Regions from separate parts of the Mus musculus genome. Here region 1 is linked to region 2. Evidence: chromatin contacts called from ENCODE Hi-C or POLR2A ChIA-PET data. All regions are on one chromosome and are shown on one strand. The core of a region is the stretch at or near the end of the contact, and the rest is flanking DNA. Distances in the headings are between cores, read along the strand shown. Region 1 overlaps Arid5b (AT rich interactive domain 5B (MRF1-like)). Region 2 has its middle 61 kb from the start of Gm51770.

The links. A loop is a pair of places that touch in the nucleus more often than their neighbours do. ChIA-PET counts read pairs that join two places held with the same protein, here RNA polymerase II (POLR2A).
Region 1: a map of heart shows a loop between it and region 2 (5-fold over the local background). The contact joins two enhancer-like sites. A Hi-C loop is called at or near these places in 9 of 37 maps with a recorded cell type or tissue (adrenal gland, gastrocnemius, heart and 1 more). POLR2A ChIA-PET finds 5 or more read pairs at or near these places in 5 of 5 experiments (Patski and embryonic stem cell).

Annotation. Positions count from the first base shown.
Region 1 is chr10:68,126,925-68,132,637 of GRCm38, forward strand. Arid5b (AT rich interactive domain 5B (MRF1-like)) reads right to left here. Exons shown (of 10, transcript NM_023598.2): 6 at 1,865-2,069. Among named protein-coding and RNA genes, the nearest start is that of Gm51770, 21 kb to the right of the region's middle. Within about 2 kb of position 1,592, at least 1 of the 3 ENCODE cell types and tissues checked has a DNase peak (open chromatin) inside an H3K27ac peak, as active enhancers do.
Region 2 is chr10:68,087,424-68,092,822 of GRCm38, forward strand. It overlaps a transcript of Arid5b not described here. Among named protein-coding and RNA genes, the nearest start is that of Gm51770, 61 kb to the right of the region's middle. Within about 2 kb of position 2,920, at least 1 of the 3 ENCODE cell types and tissues checked has a DNase peak (open chromatin) inside an H3K27ac peak, as active enhancers do.

The DNA of each region.
Region 1 (5,713 bases), core at 342-2,841, 38 kb after region 2:
GTCTGCACCCCAGAGAGCTAAATTTCTAGGAAATAATTCACTCGAGGAGAGTTCAACATTATAGGATCTACTATGTTTAACCCTTAAAAAGTATTTCTTGAGAGAGAGTTGCAACACTAGAGTGCCTGTTGGACTTTAAGGACAAACAGCATAGTCTTGTCTGTCTTATCATCTGCAGAGGAAGAGAAGATGTTCGAAGAACCTTGAGGAATGTGTGGGAATTCAGAAGAGGGGTGTGGGGCTTGCTCAGTTCTCTGAGAGAAGGCCTTGCTAGGACAGTCACACTTCCTCCAGATAAGATTTCTCTGTGATCAGTAAACAGTCACTTTACTATATGATTACCTTCTTAGACTGTTTGATAACAAGGCCATAGTAAAGGATCTTGGCTGTATTTTTGCCAACATGTGGCTGGCACGTGAGAGTAGAAAACAGACAGGTCACATGCCTGACTTGAGTCACACAGTAAGGGGAGATAGTCATTCACAGAGAAATGGAGTCATAAGCACACTTAACTCCTTAACTGGGCCTGGATAGCTGTGTGATGTTAGGAAACACTGTAACTTAAAAAAAAAAAAAAAATCCGGAGTTTAGGGTTTGCCTGGTTATGCTGCCAAACAAGCTTGCCTCAAACTAGTATTGAGATATTTTTGGTTGCTCGTTTTGTACCAGATACCTTGGAATGTGAGAATATTGGACTTCAAGTAATCCTTTGGTGCAGGATTTGAACCAAATGGGGAATTAAAATGTCAAAAGACTCTGACACAACATGCTTGCAAAGCCATAGTGAACCTTGTACTGTGTCAAGGCTAAAAGAGCCCTGCCTTGGCCTTGTTCTCGGAAACACTGATAACGGGACAGAGCTCTTCATAGAACATTGATTTTACTTCTATTTGAGCAGCCAGTTTTCAGACAAACATTGTAATCATGTGCCATTATATAAGTTTATAATGACTTCGAGTGATCTCTTGTAATCGGTGCCAGCTGCTATTAGCTATGTAAATTGTTATGTAAAACATACAGGTTTGACTCTTCATCAGAATGACACATGGCTTTAATCTAGGGAGACGCATTTGGAGAAAATACTATTTCAAGCCAGAGGAGCCCATAGCTTTGTGCACCAGGAAATCCAGATAGCAAAATATACTTGGCTGTGAACTCCAGGGTGCAAGGGGGGGGGGGCAAGATCTGGGTTTTCTTTTTCATTTACAATGGAAGTTTGCACAAGCTATGAGTTTCCTTGTCTATGCATGAAGACACCTAGACGCACAGCCAGCTCAAAGTTGCTACAAACTGGGATTTCTCTTCAACTTTTTATTTCATATTTGATTTGAATTCAGACTTTAAGAAAACAACAGGTTTAAAACTAAAGGGATTTTTTCCCCCTCTTTATGGCTGTTTGGTCTACTTTTAAACATCTTTCTTTTAGAAGTTGTCTCTGAACAGGCAACATCTGTGCCTGATAAGGCAACATCATCATCATTATCATTATCTCATAAGAAAGGAGTTGCAGACACTCCAGATTGACAAAACAGAAAACAAGAAGCTTTCAGCACGTCTATTTCCAGTCACAGTCCTCGGACTTCTGCCTATAAATATCTCTGCAATTGTCCCAGAAGGCAACAATGCAGCGGAAAGAGGCAGGGAGAAAATTCTTGGCTTGGACAATTTGTGGATCTACTATAAACAGAAAACACCCTGCCTAGATTAGGATTTCAACATAATCACTAGTAGAAAAGAAAAGGAAAAAAAAACCCAACAACAACATTTTTTCCACTCCCCGCTCCCTAACCCCCGCCCGCCGCCTTGCAATTTCAAAGAATCTTAGCAATTCTGATCTTTCAGAAACAAAAGCAAGGATACTTACTCTGTTTGAAACCCAAGTAGGGAATTCGCTCGATGGGCGTTTTTCTTTCTTTCATGTATTTATACAGGGCCACTAAGAAGGCTTGTTCATCTGCCCTGCATTCTTCGCCAATAGACAGCTTTGGCTTTTCTTCATTTGAGGTTTTTTTACAGTTATTGTGGTTATTCTTCGGCTTGGTCAAGGCTGACCTGGCCTCTCCTTTCACCTGGAAAAAAAAGTAATAATAACAGTATATCAAATCAAGTCTCGGAAGGCTTGAAAAGACATCTGTAAGTGACACTTTCCACAGAAGACACCCTTGAGTGAGGATGCTTCTAGACGATGGCAACAAAGCTCTATAAAAGAGCACATAGCAGGCTTTTGTGCTCTGTGGACTTGATGCAAGTACTCAAGTCTAGCAAGGGTGTGACATGAATGTCAATAAAACTTTATTGACAAACAGGTGTCCAGAGGGCCACAGTTGGCCAGGTTGTGCCAGGGTCCTTTGTCTTCTTCACAGTACATTCATGTCAAACCAGAAAAAATAGTGTTAATATCTGGGAAGAAGGCTGATTTTCCCTTTGATACATTTTATTCCCCCAAAGGGCACCACCATTAAGCTCCTTGATTAAACCCGGTTTCCATAACAATAGCCCAATACTGTATATTTTATATAAAAGAGAGAGGTTTATTTCTTTGTATGCATTTATCCGCTTTCTCTTTCTAGACACCTGGAGGAGCTCTCCATGCTGGGTCATTGTCATGTGTTATCTGTGGTTGATGGCTGCACACAACATTGAGCAGTGTACTAAAAAAGCAGATTTTTTGATGATGACTTGATGGCTTTTTCATCAGCTTAGAATGGGATAGGACATGTTTCCTTGCCAGAAAAGAAAGAGTAGAGAACAGTTAAAACCCCAAATAGAACAAATGGAACCCTCTTCTTCCCCCCCCCCCCCAACTAAGACATAAAGGGAGGCATATACTTCATGGTTCTTCCTTCTACCCCACAGGCAGGCTTTGGTGTTTGGCTAACCTAATGTTCCCTGCTCGCAGCCATGTTGTACAGCGGCCTTTGATGGTTGTTAAATATAACGCTAAGTTGCTGAGTTATTTTAATTGTAAAAGGGGGAAGTACAAAGGGTCAGCCTTGGAGTTCAAATGCCCCCACAGGGAGTGTGTACATTCCAATATTCTTTACATCTCCTGGCTGACATCGGGCAGGAAGAGGGTAAGGGCCGGGAAACGTTGGGAATAAAAATGTCCCACAGATTCTACACCGTTCTCTCTTTCCAATTTGTCAGCCTCCACAGATCCTTCTGAGCTCTAAGCACATGAGAAGGTTTCTGTTTATTTATTGGAGGGGGAAACACATCCCCTCTAAGAGGGATTTGTTACTGCTCATTCTCTCAGACAAGCACACTGCTTTCATTGCTTCAGACTGGTCTCACAAGAATAACACTGTCTGGGCACCTCAGCGGGGTCGCCAGAGATGACTCGTAATTTCTAAGGGGCTGAGGAAGTAGGGTAAAGACATTTTTTCCACATAACATTTTTTTACTGACAATGTCCTCAAAAGTTTGCCCTCTGTGACATCGCAGGAAGAAAGAGAGCCTCTGACTTTTTTACACCATCACCAATATTCCCTGCCAAGTACTAGGTTGATAAGCCTAAACTTATGCACACCATAGTTTATTGGCATCGGAAATCATCTAAGCATCCTAGTTTTCATCCGTATCGCCTTGGTGGTTTACATTGGTACCCAAGTGCTGTTGTAGAGCACCCAAGTGTTGTTTCAGTCTCTCATTGGCCACCCTTGCAGACTAGGTTACATCAGCAGGCTTGCCAGCAAGGTCCAAGGAACCGCTTGTCTCTCTCCACCTACCCAGCACTGGGGTTATAAGCATGTGCAACCATGTCAGCTTTGTTAACATGCATTCTCTAGATTGAACTGAGGTCTTCATACTTACAGGACAAGCATTTTAAACACCTGGGCTATCTCCCTAAATTTTATGTGCATGCCTGTCATGAGGTAGGTCATTGCTGTCCAAAGAATGTAGAAACTGAGGCACAAGCAGCAGGAATACATGTGTTTAAGTGTGTAAGGTGGACTTAATAAAAATGTGAAATCCGGTAGTCAAAACAAAGTTTCAAGTTAAAAGATTCACATCTTATTTGCAGGTATGACAACATCTATGGCTGAGAAATACGGTTGGTCATAGGTATATGTAATACAGGCATCACAGCATCTTCTACTGACTGAGAAATGTGATTTATCAAGTCACACAAAAACCAAAACCAGGTGGTTGACAAATCTAAAGGGCTTCTTTGCTTCTACTGGGTACCCAGCCAATGAAGAGAAAGAACCCTATACCCGTGATTGCCTTCAATGAACGATGCAACCTTATATGCTTCACCCATGCTAGGCCATCTACAGGAACTACAAAAGGTGACTGACTAGACCCATGTTATAGGAGAAAAAGACTGAAGCTCACTGAGGCTGGAGATCTTGATGCGGTGCCTGTGAGCTGCCTCATTCACAACACCTAAGTCTGGAGCTCAGGTCTAACTGCTTTCAACTGCTTTCAAGCCTCAACTGTGCTCAGGGAAGAAAGGCTAAACGCTGGGTATAAAACAGGCCGAGGCGTAAGTTTGCAGTGATAACATGTTGACTATCACTGTTATTAGAACAGAGCCATCTCCATTAGGGGACTATGAGTTTTGCAGATAGACAGATGTGCCACCCTCTGCTTGTGTGTTCAAGAAGAGAAATCCTGGAAATGGAAAGAAAACCTTTGGGGTGGAAGCGAGGTGGGGGGGTGCTGAAGTAGCTAACCAACCCTCTCTGTTAATGACAAAGGCTTCAAGTAAGACCATGCTGCCACCTGCTGAACTCCATCCTGTATCCTAGGGGATCCTCTAACAGGATGAAGGATGCTCAGCAAGATGGTAACAAGTGGGTGGTGGCTTGCATCTCAGGCTAGCTTGATATGTTTCTCAGTACAAGCGAGCTTTCTGTTCCCCGTAAGACTCAGTCAAGTTTTTTGTGTGTGTGTGTGTGTGTGTGTGTGTGTGTGTGTGTCACCCAATTTACTCAAAAAACATTCCCAGTATTTTAGTCTACTTAATTATTATAATTCAAGTATTAAAATGGAAATAGCATCTAGTGCTCATGTTGACCTTGAGAGAGTATGACCTTTTAATGGTGGCAGTTAGGTTCCTGACCTGAGCCATACACACCTGCTGAACTCACCAAGAGCACTGGGATTTTCAGAGTGACTGACAGCATGCTAATTAGAGAAGCAATGTTTCATGTTCTCAACGAAGCTGCATACCTATTTGACACTAATCACATTCGTCTACACAACTGAGTTATAACCACTCTCTCCATCAGCAGGGCAAGCCAGCCGGGCTGAACCAGTAACAAACAGGCTGTACTTCTAATCCAGACATGGTCAACAACTTGAGATGAAACCCTCAGCTTCTTGGGAAAACAAGAATGATCACTCCCAGTTTGGAGGACGAATGAGATGAATGGTACTGAAAACTAATGCAAGCATCACCATTGCAACACGCTTACCACAAAAGGATGTGACATAAGAGGACACCCAGCGTAGCATACTTTGCCTTTCTATGCTCCTTTCAACATGGAAACCACCTGTTACATGTCTAATCTTTAGAAAATGCTTAACACACATGCATGTGCACATGCATGCATTTGTGCTGCGTGTACACACACACACACACACACACACACACACACACAATCATTTACTTTCCATCACTAAAGATCTTTCCTCTAAGATAGTTGACCAAGCCTCTGCTATGGACCTTCTGCTGTAACGGGATTGGAACTGATCTTATTCACAA
Region 2 (5,399 bases), core at 1,670-4,169:
AAATATATCACTTTAGCTGTGGTTGGCAGCTAAAAGTATTACAGACATTTTAATCTTGAATTACTCAAGTGTACTGAGCCCTCCTGTTCCTTACAGTAATGTATCTGCAAATACTTTTGCATTTTTTTCAGATGAGTAATCACATTATTCAAAATATTACCCACTTTGTTTCTTCATTTCTAAGCATTCCAAAAAGATCTGGTTTTACTTTTATTGATGTGCTGTTTAAACAAATGGGATTAAAGTATTTGCAAAGAAAATCAATGAGCCTCTACCAGACATGAAAAGATTATATTATTATTGTTGTTGTTATTGTTATTATTTTGTATTTTTTCCCTAAGCAACACGGAGAAATGGCAATTTTACATAGCATTATGTTATATTTGATATTATAAGTAATCTAGATGGGCTGGCAAGATGGCTCAGCAATTAAGAACAGCACTTGTGATTACTTCCCAGCACCCAGGTCAGGTAGATTCTAAGACTGACTCCAGCTCCAGGGGAACCGGATGCCCTCCTCTGGCCTCCGTGGGTACTGGCACTCACATGTAAACACCCTTCACACACACATACACAGAGTTAAAAATGAATACATTTTAAAAAGTCACTTAGTGATTATTTCAAGTGTGCAGGAGGGCATATGTAGTGATTTACAAATACTGAGCTGTTTGTACTAGACTCCTGATTATCTGTCAGTTTGAGCATCCTAGGGTGGAGGAGGTTCTAAAAACAATCCCCTGGGGACCTGGAGGGGTGGGTCTATGTAGGTGAATATATTTGTCCAAACTCATTCAGTTGCAATGCTCTATGTCTGTACTTCTTATCACCTCTGCCTGCTTCCTTGGTGATCCCCTAGAGGCGCTTTGTAAATGAAATGAAGCCTTTGGGTGAAGGCCCATGCACTTATTTTCCCAATAAAATGAACACTTGGAATTTGCTTTTCCAAATGGAGACTGTATAGAGCAAGCCGGTTCAGCATGGAAATCCTGAGTAGTGGTTAGGGTGCCTTTTCCCCTAGGAGAGTTAGGAATTTATCCTAGTGTTTTCTTTAAAATCTTTTCAGCCAGAAATTCCACTAAGAGTTCATCTGTCCATTGCTTGACATATGGGCTCAACCTAATTTTATTCCAGATGGGATTTTATTCTGTATATTATTTTGTTAGTAAAAAATTTAGTTCCTACTATCCTGATATGTCTGGAATAAGCTTTTCTTGGGCACGGTTTAATATTATTTTAATATAGTTTGAATAAATAATTTGTGTATATAATTTCATCTATTTATGTAAACATGAGTGCATCTGTCTGAATGTATATACCTGTGAAAACATCTGCCTTTGTAGCCGGGATCTTACTAAGCTTTCTGCATCTTGGCAATAAGATGACAGAGAACTCATAAAGAACGCTTTACCCATTCCTAGTCTTCAGTTCTTTGAAACGGTTCTAAAACTATACAAACCTGGTGCTTTTTGGACAGGAAATATTTGCGTGCCAAGCAAATCTTTAATTCTATGGGCTTCAGAACATTTTGTTAGTTTTTTTCCCCACCTTAGGAAAAAAAATATGTTTTAAAAATCCCAGTTCTCTAAGCTTGATTCTAATAAATTAAACCATCCGTTGGCTCTGTTTTCTTTGCTAACACTATTTATTGAGAACCTCTCCTTGTATTGTTTTTCCTCTTTTTTGTCTCATTAATTCTCAAATTGCCTTAAAAGGCTGAGACCTGGAGGTTTTGGGAGGATTCAGTTTGGGGAATTTTAGGGCTGAAGAGGGGGATGATGGAGAAGAGTCTAGACAAAATGACCGGATGAAGGCTTAGCCACCACGACAGGGCCGCATGTCTCATCCTGACAGGTTAGCAAGATCTCAATAATGCCTTGTTTTTTCACAGTTGTCAAGTACAGATACATGTCATGTTTACCATTTGTTTACTTTTCATTTTTGTGGAAATAAGTATCGTACTTATGTCGTGGATTTCTATGAGGGCTAATGATGAATGGAGACCTCTGCCCCTCCCCCAATCCAAAACCAAACCAAACCAAAGCAACGTTTTAAGCAGTGCGGGTAGTGTGCATGGTCAGATCATTAATTACTCCAGTCGTCACTGCATCAGTGAAGTGACAGGCCCAGGCTTGAAAAAAACACCAAAACATGGTTGTCAGTAGACTTAACTATACAAGATGCTGTGCCCCACCCCGAGGGCCTTGCTACCGGGCAATCTATCTCATGTTGGCGGTTCTCTCGGCTCTACAGTGAATGATAAGCTGCCATAGAATGAAGTAGGGTGACTTGAATGTGGCTGTATCTAGCACGTTACAGACTTTCTGAAAACTGAGTTTATTCTTCCCATCATTAGATTTAACCAAAAAAGTCGGGCTGGAGCCAGAGGCCATACCCGTGAGCACCTCCTAGTGGTTGCTTGTTCAGTGACTGACTTACTCCTTAAGTGAGAATTTAACTCCTGCAGTGTGTAAATCCACAATGAAATAGAGCATCACCATTCATGAATTAATTTCTTCTTTCTTTTTTGGGGGGGATGGGGAAGGAGAGGCACAGTGTCATTGCTTTACTGTGTTGGGGAGACACGGAATATCTGCAGTTAGTGTAGCCAAAGACAGATTGGCCATCTGGCTTTTCTAGATCTTCATTGTCCCGTTTGATATCCCGCTACATGTGGCTCCTCAAATGTAACGGACAGAATTCAGCACTCAGTTCCCTTGTCACAGTGGGCACATTTTAGGGGCTCAGTCACCACACTGGCCGTGAGACATGATATTGGAAAAGACTTCCATAAACATTTCTACCACCCCACCCCCGGGAAGTTATACTGGACAGTTGGATCCCACAGCGAGTCAGTAACAATGAATGCAGTGGGGATTCTGAGAAGAGACCTGAGTGACCACGAGGTGGCTGGCTGAATGCCTGTGGTTCTGACCTATACACGAGGCAGCTGGCTGGATGCCTGTGGCCCTGGAAAAACATGATTAAAAATAGTCTGCTATTTCAACAGATGCTTCACAATGTTAATTCTGGTAACTTGCCCAGAGGTCCTTGAATTCAGGAATTCTGAATCCATGTAGCACAAATTAATGCAATTCATTTATCTATCTATCTATCTATCTATCTATCTATCTATCTATCTATCTATCTATCTATCTATTTATTTATTTATTTATTTATTTATTTATTTATATTTTTGTAGATCAACCTTATGGCTCTCTCTTCTCTTACCCCACTCCTGACCACTGGTCATTTCCAGCTCTTCCTCTCCACTTAGGCTTACTGTAAATAACCACTCAGACCCTGATCGCTATCAGCTGTAAAACATTTGTTCTCTTTGGCCGTTTTCCTGGAATGTATCATTAGGTATTTTCATTGCTTTTGTGCCCCAAGTGAATCTTTACCAAAGGTATTGTCCCGTTCTGACAACATTTACCAAGCAAACCTGATTTAAAAAAAAAAAAATCATGAAGTTTCCTGTTGTGCTTGAATCTCATCTACAGAGGCTCAGTGTGGTGCAGAGGGATAGATATCCTTCTGCTGTATGCAACCAAGCCACAGTACAGGATGAGATAGACGTGGGTCAAAGTCATGGTCAGAGGACCATGGGGCTAAGGGTCCTTCCCGTTAGAAAAGGGATGGCAGTCAGGGAGGAGAGGGTGGGAAGCACAGCTATGTTGTCACGACTCTTGCTGGCCTTGTAGTCCATTGGAGAGTCTATTCTAATGAGAAAAGGGGTCCTGGATTATCTTTTTATCTAAATGGATGCTCCCCCCAAGCCCCTGTCCCACACGTCCATTGTTGTAGTGGCATGCATGCTTGCCTCCAAATTGATTTCTCCGGTCTACTCAAAGCCTATCCCGATGATGTGATATGGCCTCAAGCCTCAACTGTCACCGGAATCCTCCCCTGACCCCATTCCTGCCCTTCCTGCCTTATCTCCGAGACTCCTCAGGAAAGGAATCCGTCGGTCTGCGTCACGGATGCCTCATTTCGACTGCTGGCAAGTTGAGTTGGGCCAGGGGCGAGCCCACAGGCTTTCGGGGAAAGACCCAACATCTTTATCATCTCTACCCAATGGACGCTATTGATACCGACGTCAAGTTCCTGCATTTTCAACCCCTGTGCTCTTTCTTCCAAGTCCCTCAGGGATGTGGCCATCCAGTCTACCACCCAAAACGTCTGCCACTTCTATGTTAGGCTGCACTCTGCCTGTCTCCACTCGGCAGCTCTTTGTGAATGATGTCAGTGTGGACAACCTAACTCGGTGGTCTCCCTGCTTAAACCTCTTCTTTTGGTCAGGACAATGACCAGAGGCTCAATCTGGCCTACTTAGATGGTCTCCACCATACTTTAACCTCACCTAACCACATTCATTCATTGTTGTCTGTTAATCATGCCCTGTAAGCTATCACCCTCAGACCCTGTTCAATTACTGTAAATTCAACTCATTCCTGCTTCGGGGCCTTTAAATATGTGCTCTCTGATGCTTAAATTACCCTCTCCCAGTCCACTCTAGCTAACTCACGCTTATCCGTTCAGTGGTGACTTCCTCTTAGGTATCACATTAGTCATCAGACTCCTCCCCCAGAACGAGGTCACCTTGGGCTGTTAACCTTATAAGGGTAAATGACTTCTTTCCAGTGAGACTTTTAGGCTCCACTGGGAGCCTCTTTCCATTTCCATTGTGTTCCCAGTTCCAAACAGCAAAGCCCTGGCAATGGAGGTATCTAGGTACATTTGTTGACTAACTCAACAAACAGTAACTTTATGTGACCTGGCAGCTTAGGAAATGGGAGACATTTAGCATCCTGCCTGCCCTCCTCCTCCTGTCCCTCCTCCACCCTCCCTAGCCAAGTTCAAATCTTGACTCTATCATTTGTTAGTCAGACACTCTTTGGCAAGTGAAAACCTTTCTAAACTATAATTTTCTCATTAGTAAATCAGCCATAACCATTCATAGGCGAAGGAAGCTTCTAGTAGGTCCCCAATAAGCTACGCTCATTATCAACATTACCATCTCCAATTTGGAAAGCAGAGACTGGAAGTCCTTTGCTCTGGCCACAAAGCTCCCCAGGAATAAGAGACAGACACTCCCAAAGGAAACAGATAGTAACATTTTTTATTAAATATTACAGTGGATCAAAAAGTACAAAATATCTCTTGCCTGCTATGTGATTGGGAAACCATTGGCACAGACAGAATACAGTATCAAAAGCGGTAATAAGTACAATTTGGAAAACATACAAAAATTGAGTGTTTATAGTTGGCTCAGCATTCTTCTGGTAGTGTTTAAAACTAGAGGCCAAGGCTACTCAATAACCTCTCCATTGGGAAATTATATAACATCACTGGGCCAGGTTGCTATATACAAATATCACCTTACAGAGCATCAAGGTTAC